Regions from separate parts of the Homo sapiens genome. Here all the other regions are linked to region 2. The links are chromatin contacts, found by Hi-C or POLR2A ChIA-PET in ENCODE. All regions are on one chromosome and are shown on one strand. Each heading gives the region's core, a stretch centred on a gene start or an enhancer-like site at or near the end of the contact. The rest is flanking DNA. Distances are from core to core; before and after follow the strand shown. Region 1 has its middle 19 kb from the start of SLAMF1. Region 2 overlaps VANGL2 (VANGL planar cell polarity protein 2). Region 3 overlaps SLAMF1 (signaling lymphocytic activation molecule family member 1).

Evidence for each region. Hi-C counts contacts between places; a loop is a spot of excess contacts on that map. ChIA-PET counts read pairs that join two places held with the same protein, here RNA polymerase II (POLR2A). Pooled maps may share reads with other maps.
Region 1: a map with no recorded cell type shows a loop between it and region 2 (3-fold over the local background). The contact joins two enhancer-like sites. A Hi-C loop is called at or near these places in 10 of 168 maps with a recorded cell type or tissue (A673, CD4-positive, alpha-beta T cell, CD8-positive, alpha-beta T cell and 6 more), 24 of 37 single-sample maps with no recorded cell type and 20 of 50 pooled maps. POLR2A ChIA-PET finds 5 or more read pairs at or near these places in 2 of 52 experiments (CD4-positive, alpha-beta T cell and GM12878).
Region 3: a loop to region 2 is called in a map with no recorded cell type, with 12 times the contacts of the local background. The contact joins two enhancer-like sites. A Hi-C loop is called at or near these places in 8 of 168 maps with a recorded cell type or tissue (GM12878, GM20431, gastrocnemius medialis and 4 more), 13 of 37 single-sample maps with no recorded cell type and 10 of 50 pooled maps. POLR2A ChIA-PET finds 5 or more read pairs at or near these places in 9 of 52 experiments (CD4-positive, alpha-beta memory T cell, GM12878, OCI-LY7 and 6 more).

Annotation. Positions count from the first base shown.
Region 1 is chr1:160,664,315-160,667,180 of GRCh38, forward strand. No RefSeq gene overlaps it. Among named protein-coding and RNA genes, the nearest start is that of SLAMF1, 19 kb to the left of the region's middle. RefSeq lists enhancers at 1,107-1,166, 1,180-1,741. Within about 2 kb of position 1,362, at least 19 of the 41 ENCODE cell types and tissues checked have a DNase peak (open chromatin) inside an H3K27ac peak, as active enhancers do; they include CD4-positive, alpha-beta T cell, CD8-positive, alpha-beta T cell, GM12878 and 1 more, where a contact is called at or near this core.
Region 2 is chr1:160,428,453-160,431,152 of GRCh38, forward strand. It overlaps VANGL2 (VANGL planar cell polarity protein 2), which reads left to right. Exons shown (of 8, transcript NM_020335.3): 8 at 1-218. Among named protein-coding and RNA genes, the nearest start is that of VANGL2, 29 kb to the left of the region's middle. RefSeq lists an enhancer at 1,416-1,645. Within about 2 kb of position 1,384, at least 10 of the 41 ENCODE cell types and tissues checked have a DNase peak (open chromatin) inside an H3K27ac peak, as active enhancers do; they include CD4-positive, alpha-beta T cell, CD8-positive, alpha-beta T cell, GM12878 and 1 more, where a contact is called at or near this core.
Region 3 is chr1:160,623,179-160,625,995 of GRCh38, forward strand. SLAMF1 (signaling lymphocytic activation molecule family member 1) reads right to left here. Exons shown (of 7, transcript NM_003037.5): 4 at 918-1,007. Among named protein-coding and RNA genes, the nearest start is that of SLAMF1, 22 kb to the right of the region's middle. RefSeq lists an enhancer at 1,567-1,696. Within about 2 kb of position 1,420, at least 5 of the 41 ENCODE cell types and tissues checked have a DNase peak (open chromatin) inside an H3K27ac peak, as active enhancers do; they include GM12878 and OCI-LY7, where a contact is called at or near this core.

The DNA of each region.
Region 1 (2,866 bases), core at 112-2,611, 240 kb after region 2:
GAAAGGAAGTATAAGAGGTGGAGATAACTTAGGGGCAAAATTGAGAGCAAGGGGTATAAGATTATTTGTTGGCTTGGGATATGGTCAGTTTAAATGTTTACGGTTCATGCATATGGAGATTTCCAGGGGCTATTTGAAAACACAGAGCTGACTTTGAGAGGAGAAGTATAATCTGAAGGAAAGCAAACAAATATAGAAGTCATATTTTCAACTCCTTCATTTCACCCCAAGAAAGCTAATACTTAGAGACTAAAACTTCTAAGGGACTTACCATATGGCTAGTTTTTGAAAAGCCGTAACCAGAAACCAAATCTCTTGGGTTTAGGTCAATCCACCCATATCCTGATTGAGTTTCATTATGCTCTATTTACCTTCATGGTTCCCCAATCTAACAATGCCTGGCATACAGCAAGTGCTAAAAATGTTTGTGGAATGAATATACTGATTGTGGCCTTTTTTGGTGGGGGTAGAACTGGCCCCACACCTTCACATCATCACTGGAATTATGCCTCAGAAGCATCTTGGAAGTCAGCAGACCTAGGGAAGTCCTACTTAGCCATGAAATTTGCATTTCCCCAGGTACCTCCCAACCCCTCTCCACTTCCTCTGAGAGCAAAACCTCCGTTGTTCATGTCACACCCATGGGCAGCCTTTGTGCTCAGTACACAGACCTGATTGAGAAGATTGATAAAAGCAAAATAGAAAGAAGCCGTGATCTGGGTCATATGAGTTATACAACCATTTCCCTCTTATTTTACACTTGGGGAAACTTAAGCTAAGAGATCTTGTCTTAATTCATTAAAATTAGAGTTGCCAGCCCAGAAGAGAGGAAGGAGAAGTTTGGGACAGAGGAAGGCAACTAATACTTATTGAGCACTTACTGTATGGCAGACTTTATGTGGAATGATTTATTGAGGTTATCTCATTTAATCCTGATTTTAAAAATCATCCACATACGGAAACCGAGGTTTAGAAAGTTTACTTTTCCTGAGGTTCAGAAGCTGGTAAATGACGGTTCTGGAACTCAAACTCAAGGCTGTCTGGCTCCAAAGGTCATGCTCCTTCCCCTATACCACACAACCTCCCAGAAGCTTGAAATGTGGTTCTGGGTACTAGGTATAAGCTTGAAGACCAACCAAACATGCTCATTCCAGTGCTCTCTCTAGGAGCCAACAAGCCCTCCAACATTGCCCCCCTAGAAGGTCCTGCAAAATTGAGTTGTCTAGGGTTTGACAGAGTCCAGAAGACATTTTCGAACATAAGAAGGGCAATGGGTCAAGCCCCAGGGAGTACCCAGTAGTATCAACAAAGAAAGGAGAATGTGTATTTGACTTCCAGCCTCAGCCCTGCTGGTAACTTGCCAGACGGCCTTGGCCTGGCCACTTCCTTCCTGTCCTCCACCAAGATTACAGAAAATTAGGAAATGCAAATTTTATGGGCTTCCCTGCTGACGATTTCTAAGTCTTCTTTGTAGTAATCATTCCTATCACAAAGAGGGTGGGAAACGGTGATTATGGACCAGGGAGAGAGTCCTATTCCTAAGAAGTGGTTCTTGGACTTTGGAGAGGCAACAATTGGTTTGAGTCTTAACAAATGAGTGGGAGTTTGTTAGGTCAACGAGGAGTGGGAGGGGATTCCAGGAAGTGTAAAAGCTTGAGCAAAGGCATTGAGTAAATTCGGGGAACTGCTAGCAGTTCAGGAAGGTTGCAGCATTCAGTGCAAAGGAGGGGCCAAACTAGAAATTGGACAGGAGAAAATCACAGAAACCAAGCCACATAAGGATCAGTAGAACCCTGTAGGCTCTCCAACGAGCCTATCCTTGAAGGATTTAAGCATGAAAATGTTGTCATTATTAAACCTAGGCTTTAAAGAGGTCCTTCTGCTCTGTGTTGCTGTCCTCTGCCAGAGATAGCAAGACTGACAGAGGCTGTGCTCCTGTAGCCTGGGAGCCAGAATGGAGAGACACATTGGGCAGAGCCCGGCAGAGTCACAGGAACTTGTAGTCCCCATCTGTTTATTATTCATGGAAGCTTTCTCCTTTTCTTGATTGGATCAACAGAAAAATAAACTGTCGTCTTTGGCAGATGATTCAATGGGAATTCAAGGGTTTCAATGGGAATTCAAGGTTGAAAATGATAATGTACTCTGAGAACTCACAGGTCTATAAAAGGAGAGGCCTATACAAGGAAAGAAGAGGATGTGGTAAATGCAGAACAGACCCTCAGCATCTTGAAGGACCATCAAGGGGAAATAAGTATTGCAGACCTTTCATTAATCTGTGTAGTTAACTTTTTATTTGAAAATAATGTCAAAAGAGCTGCAAGAAAAAATTATTATTAATAATAGTACAAAGAACACGCTTATAAATATCCTGCAGGGAGGGGTCTACAAGTTGGCTGTGACTGTGAATACCTCTCTGTAATGTTTTGCCCATTTTGCTTTAATATTAGCTAGTTCTCTCTCTCTCTCTCTTTCTGTCTCTATTTGAACTATTATAGGGTAGGTTGCATATGGCATGGCTCTTTATCTTAAATACATCAGTGTAAAGAATTAGGATAATTTCTGACACAACTACAATATAGTTATCACTTAAGTAAATTTTACATTGATAACAATATTCTTGTCTAACCTACTGTTTGCATTTCAATTTTGTCGGTTGACCCTTTGTAACCATAATTTTCCCTCCAGGTCAGGATCCAGTCCAGTATTAGGTATTGCATTTAGTTGTTGTATCTCTTTAGTACCCTTCAACTGTAACATTTCCACAGCTATATCTTCTCCTTTATGACATGGATATATTTGAAGAATGCAGTCTTCCCACCCTTTCCCTTTTTTTTTTTTTTTCTTGAGGTGGAGTCTTGCTCTG
Region 2 (2,700 bases), core at 134-2,633:
TTTTTCCTTTTTTTTGGGGGGGTGGGGTTACAGAGCTGAGACCTTGTGCATGCATGTAGAAAATTGTAAAATGTAAATTTTTTTTAATATATAAAAAGCTTGTTTCTACAGTTTGCAGTGGATCTAAACATTACGGCAATTTTAGGATTTTTTTCTTAAACATAGGAACTAAAACTGTACAAATTTTTTTTATATAAAATAAAGACATTTGACTTTTGTGGGGGCATTCTGTTGCTTTTCTTTCTTTACAGGAATGGGAGCAAATGAGGGCCAGGGAATAATGAATATATTCCTTGTTAGGGAGGGAATGGGCAGGAGGGGGCAGTGTGAGCTCATCATTGCTCTGCAGGCCTTCAGGGTGTGTTGGAGAGAAATGGGAAAATGAAAAAGGAAATTGCTTATTCTGAATCCTGATTCTAAAGAGAGAGAAACAACAATGTGAGGGCTTAACCACTTCCTGGTGTAGTTGTCAGGATAGAGAAAGAAAGATTACTTCCTGGGTCCACCCTCCTGAGCAAGCTTGTGTCTGTATGGCCTCTAGGGCAGGAGTGGGTTTCTAAAACGTATTTCTAAAACATAAAGTGCCATAGGAATTTCAGGGGATAGTTGAGATTTCAGTCAGTGGTGACAGCCCATCACAATTCATTGAGACAAGTTTCTGTAGTATATATATTAGTTCTAAATATGTAGAGAGTTCAGTGCTCTGTTGTCACTGTAATGCATGTAATCAGGTACTAAAATCACCCTCAAGAGATTGGGTCCCTTCTCCCAGTCTTACCTGGGCCTGACCTCTGTGACTTTGGGCAAGATGCTTAGCATGTAAACAGCCTGCTAAGGTTAAAAACAAGCATTTCTGTATGGAGGTGGCCTATTCACTAGATTTCCTCCTCCTCTCCCCTGCCTCATACTCTGCCAGGCTCTGGGGATGCAAAGGCAAGAGAGGCTCCATCCTGGAGGATGACCCAGTTTACAGGGGTGACAGGCTGGGTGACCCTAGTGCAAGGCTTCATGGCGTGTTCTCAGGCAGAGTGTAGACAAACCCTGGCTGGATTCCAAGGAGCTCGGGGAGTTTCCTTCAAGAAATCTAGGAAGTTTGTTTAAGACTCAAGATGGGGGAACACACTCACCTTGAGATTACATTTTGTTCATCTAAGTATTCCTAGAATTGAAACCAGTTCCTCGCATATAGTTGGTCCTCAATAAAAAATTGTTGCATGAATAATGAACTGAACAACTAACAATACAATAGGGGCTCATGAAAGGGATCATATACTTGCTTCTCCCTTTAAAATTGCACTCCAGTCTTTCTCATGTGAAAACAAACAAAAATACTTCCCTTGAAATTGCATCCCCATTCTCACGGCTCTGTTCTTTCTGTAACTAGGTTTGTAGAATAGTTTCACTTGCTGTTTCCAGTTCATTTCAGAGTCAACTTGTGACTTACATTGTGACCAAATTTCTACCTTAGCATGCCTCTGAAATTATTCTTGTTCTCAACAGCCAAGTATAGTAAACACCTTTTAAGTTTATTCTTTATTTAGTGCCTATGATGTTCCCAGCCTGATACTAAAGTACTTTCTCTGGTAAAGATACTGGATATGGTCCTGCCCTCACTGAGCTAACCTTGGTGGACCCTTGAGAAGGCTAGTTAACCTCAGGGACCTCCTCTTGTAATGCTGGCCCCAGGAATTCATAGATTTAAAGCCAGACCTCAATATTTGATTGATAAGATCATATTTTCTCTAGAGGTTTGCTGCAAGCAAAAGTGATAATCCTGACCATTTGTCAGGCAGCAAAGGGTATTTGTAACTTTTGTTTGAAAGGATGTGTTTTCCACAGAAGTTCTTCACATAGCACTGAAGTTAGGGACCCAGCTTGGTGGATTGTCAGGGTCATGCCTGGGACTTCATGACATTATATGTGATTATATGTGATTACATATGCTGCCCATGTGTGATTTTTGTTTTTTAGCCTTTGCCTTTGAAATACAGCCGAGAGGGGGAACTGGGGGCTGGGGCTCTGGCTGAGGAGACATAAAGATCTTTAGACCAAGGTCTCAGTGATTTGTTATTAGTTTTTTATTTTTTAATTTTAATTTTTTTGTTACTATTTTTTTTTGTTTGTTTGGGATAGTTTAATGGCTTCTACAGACTGAAAGTCAGCTTGCTTAAGGTAACCCTTGGCTTTTTTGTTACTTTAAGCATATGATAGTAATGCTCTTCCAATTGCCAGGAAGGCTGGGGTAGGGGAAAGTCAGCCTTTGGAAAAGCACTGCAGCATTAGTGTACACATGGTCATGGAAGATGCTAGAGAGATAATAAAGGACCACCTACATAGTAAATCTTGGAGAATAGTCATCCCTGTCTAGCTCCCCAGTTTCTTTTCAGGCTGAGAATGGGGTCCATTTCTCTTGGTACAAACGGCAGGGCAGACATGACATCCTACCTGCTCATAACAGTGAATGCCACATTTGAGTATGTAGAATAGTGGGAGAAGGTACTGGTTTAGAGTTGGGAAACCTGGCCAAGGCATTGGCTTCTCTCATTTCATCTCAGCAAGTTTTGGGGGCACACTTACTGTGTGGTAGGCATTGTGATACAAAGATAAATAAAACATTGGCCCCCTCCCCTTGGAGCTCATGGGACTTTTGCTAGATAAGTTGGGAAATTTTATTTTGTCATATGTTGTAGGCAACCCGAG
Region 3 (2,817 bases), core at 170-2,669, 190 kb after region 2:
GTTCAGTTTTCTCATCCTGGGTCATCTCACTATTTCCTTATAGTATGAGCTAAATGTGATTGCCCTACCCCGAGCCCCATAGGCTGTCAACCTAATTTCTATCTGAATCACCCATCCCTCCTACCTGGCTAACTCTTAGATGGAGGAAATGAGACACAAGTAGGTCGCTGTGCTATGATCTAGATTTTTTTATATATGCAAAACCAACATCAGAGTGCTGAGGTAAGGGCTTTTCTAAGAAGGTTGTGTGTAGATGACACTGATCTACTTGAGAATGAAATCAGTCATCAGCTCAGTGTTATGAGGATCAAGTTCTATCCTTACCATGGGAAGGCAGCCGGGGCATCTCTCCTGGTCTTGGGTCAGGACATTTTGACTCCAGTATTGGTTGGTAGTAGTCAAGGTGGCTGAGGGGAGCACAATGCCCTGAGATATTGTATCATAGGGAAATTTGGAAGAGAGGACAGGGGATGGTACCTCTAGGCACTTCAACTGCAGGGGAATAATTGTGCCTTATTGGTTTCATTCTAACCCTGGTGACTTTTTGGATGAGATCCAATAATTTTCTGAATTCTGTTCCCAGTGAATACTCTTAAACCTCTTGTTCACTTCTTCAGCATCCTGTGTTTACCCTGATGGCAGTGCTAGTCACACTAAACTGAAATTATCTGAATAATGTCTCTCACATTAGAAACCTGTGGCTCTTCTATTTCTTTCCACAGCCTAGTAGAGGGGATCAAGACATGTTGAATTAGACTGAATTAAGCAAGGTCCCAGGATATGTTTATCTACTATTTTTGCAAAGGTGGCCCCATGCAGAAAGCCAGAGTTGTGAGAGCAAGTCCGAGCCTGTGGAGAGAGGTCCCCTGCTTACCACAGAGAGTGTGATAAGAATCTATTTATTGCCAGACACCTACCTCTTCTTCTCAACTGTAGTATTACCACCATGATGAGAATCATGATGACACCCCCTAACAGCCCAGCATACACTGCCCATGGTTTTGTTTCTGGAAAAAAAAAGAAGTCAAAGAGCAATCTCAAAAGTATTCTGAGCTTAAAAACATCTTACATGAAAGTGGGATAATGGAGCCTCATGTTCTATTTCTGCATTCTCTCCCAAGGGAGACGTTTGTTTTCATGGTTTTAGAGGTCAGCTTTAGACCACTGAAAATTTTTGTATCTGTTTTCTTATTCTAATTTCTCTCACTATACTTTCACATTCTTAATTTCATGAAGATTTTTCTATCCAAATGCTTTATTTTTAACTCAACTACCACATGTCTAACATTAAATTATCTTCATCTCTCCTAAGTCAATCTCTCTGCCCAGTTTCTCCATCTTAAGATTGCTAATGTGTCCTGTATCCATTTTGGGTAAAGAGAATATAATGGTTCCATGTGCCGTCCCTGTGAATTCACGCTATTCTCATGAGACACTGGGAGGAAGAAAGATCTACTTATCTTTTTTAAAAATAAACATAATAGTGCTATTGTTGTCCTTTCATGCAAATAACTGGGTTGAACCCAGCAGACCTGAACTGAAAGGAAAGTATTTAGTCTTTCCTCTAAATCATCTTCATGTTTAAAATTAGCCCGAGAACTAATCATCAAGGCTCAAAATCAGAGAGAAAACTTTTATTGTTTTCTCTCCTTTACCCACTTTATCAAATCCTTTTGAACTAGGAGCAACACTTTGACAAACAGTGAATGAGAATTATCACCCCCAGTAAACAAGACATGTAGCTCAATAAGATTATAATGAACAATTATTGAGCACTTGCAATGGGCCACATATTTTTAGTGCATCATGTGTACTAACATATTTAATCCTCACAATAATCTTACAAGGTAGGTACACTCATTATTCTCATTTTATGGAGAAGGAAAACAGCCTGGAGAACCTCAAGAACTAGAGCTTGGTTTAGTAGTAGAAATGTGGCTGAATACTAAAGACAGACTTCTTGGAGAGTTAGAGAGACTTATGGGCTTGGAAAAAGTTATACCGGGGTAATGAACAGTGGGGACCGAGCTGAAGCCCTAGGGTTCTAAGTAGAATATTCGCACTAAGGTTCTAAATAGAGTAACACCAGATGTTAACATTAATGTGTAAGGGAAACTTATAAGGATGATTGTGGAATAAGCCTGCTTGTTGTTGAACCTGTGAGGAATTTGTGGGGCAGAAATTGAAAGAAAAATAGTCGGGTTCCAAAGGAAAGAATCATGGTGGACACAATCAGATGTTTACAGAGTTGACCAAAGATACAGACAGTCTCAATGAATTCATAAAATGCAGCCTACAAGATCCAAAGGGGCCTCCAGCCTGATAGCTGGCAAGAAGTTGCCTTCTGGATTTGAAAAGATTCTTTTTCTCCTTAGGCCTTTCACACATCAAGTTAGCCCAAGGAATCTCACTGAACTGACTTTGCAAACACCTTGGTTATAGGTTCTATCCCCTAAATTAAATGTTTTAATTTTGCCAGATACCAACTTCAACAGTCTTATGCTCTGATTAAAAAAAAAAGTTAGGAGGCAGGCAGAGAGTTCTGAATTTGTATAAAGCATGACATTTTGAATCATTGCTGATGCTGGAGGAAGGAGCAGCTCCACTCTGAGTGACTTATGGTCACTGAGAACCCTCTGTGCAGGAGTGTGTGTGTGTGTGTGTGTGTGTGTGTGTATGTGTGTATGTGTGTGTTTGAGACAGATTGATTCATTCAAGGTTTATGATATCGACACTAGGAACCACTGGAGAAATCACTCTAATACTAGGATAAGAAGCAAAGCCAGTAGCCTGAACTTTGTGTTTCGTCAGCCTATG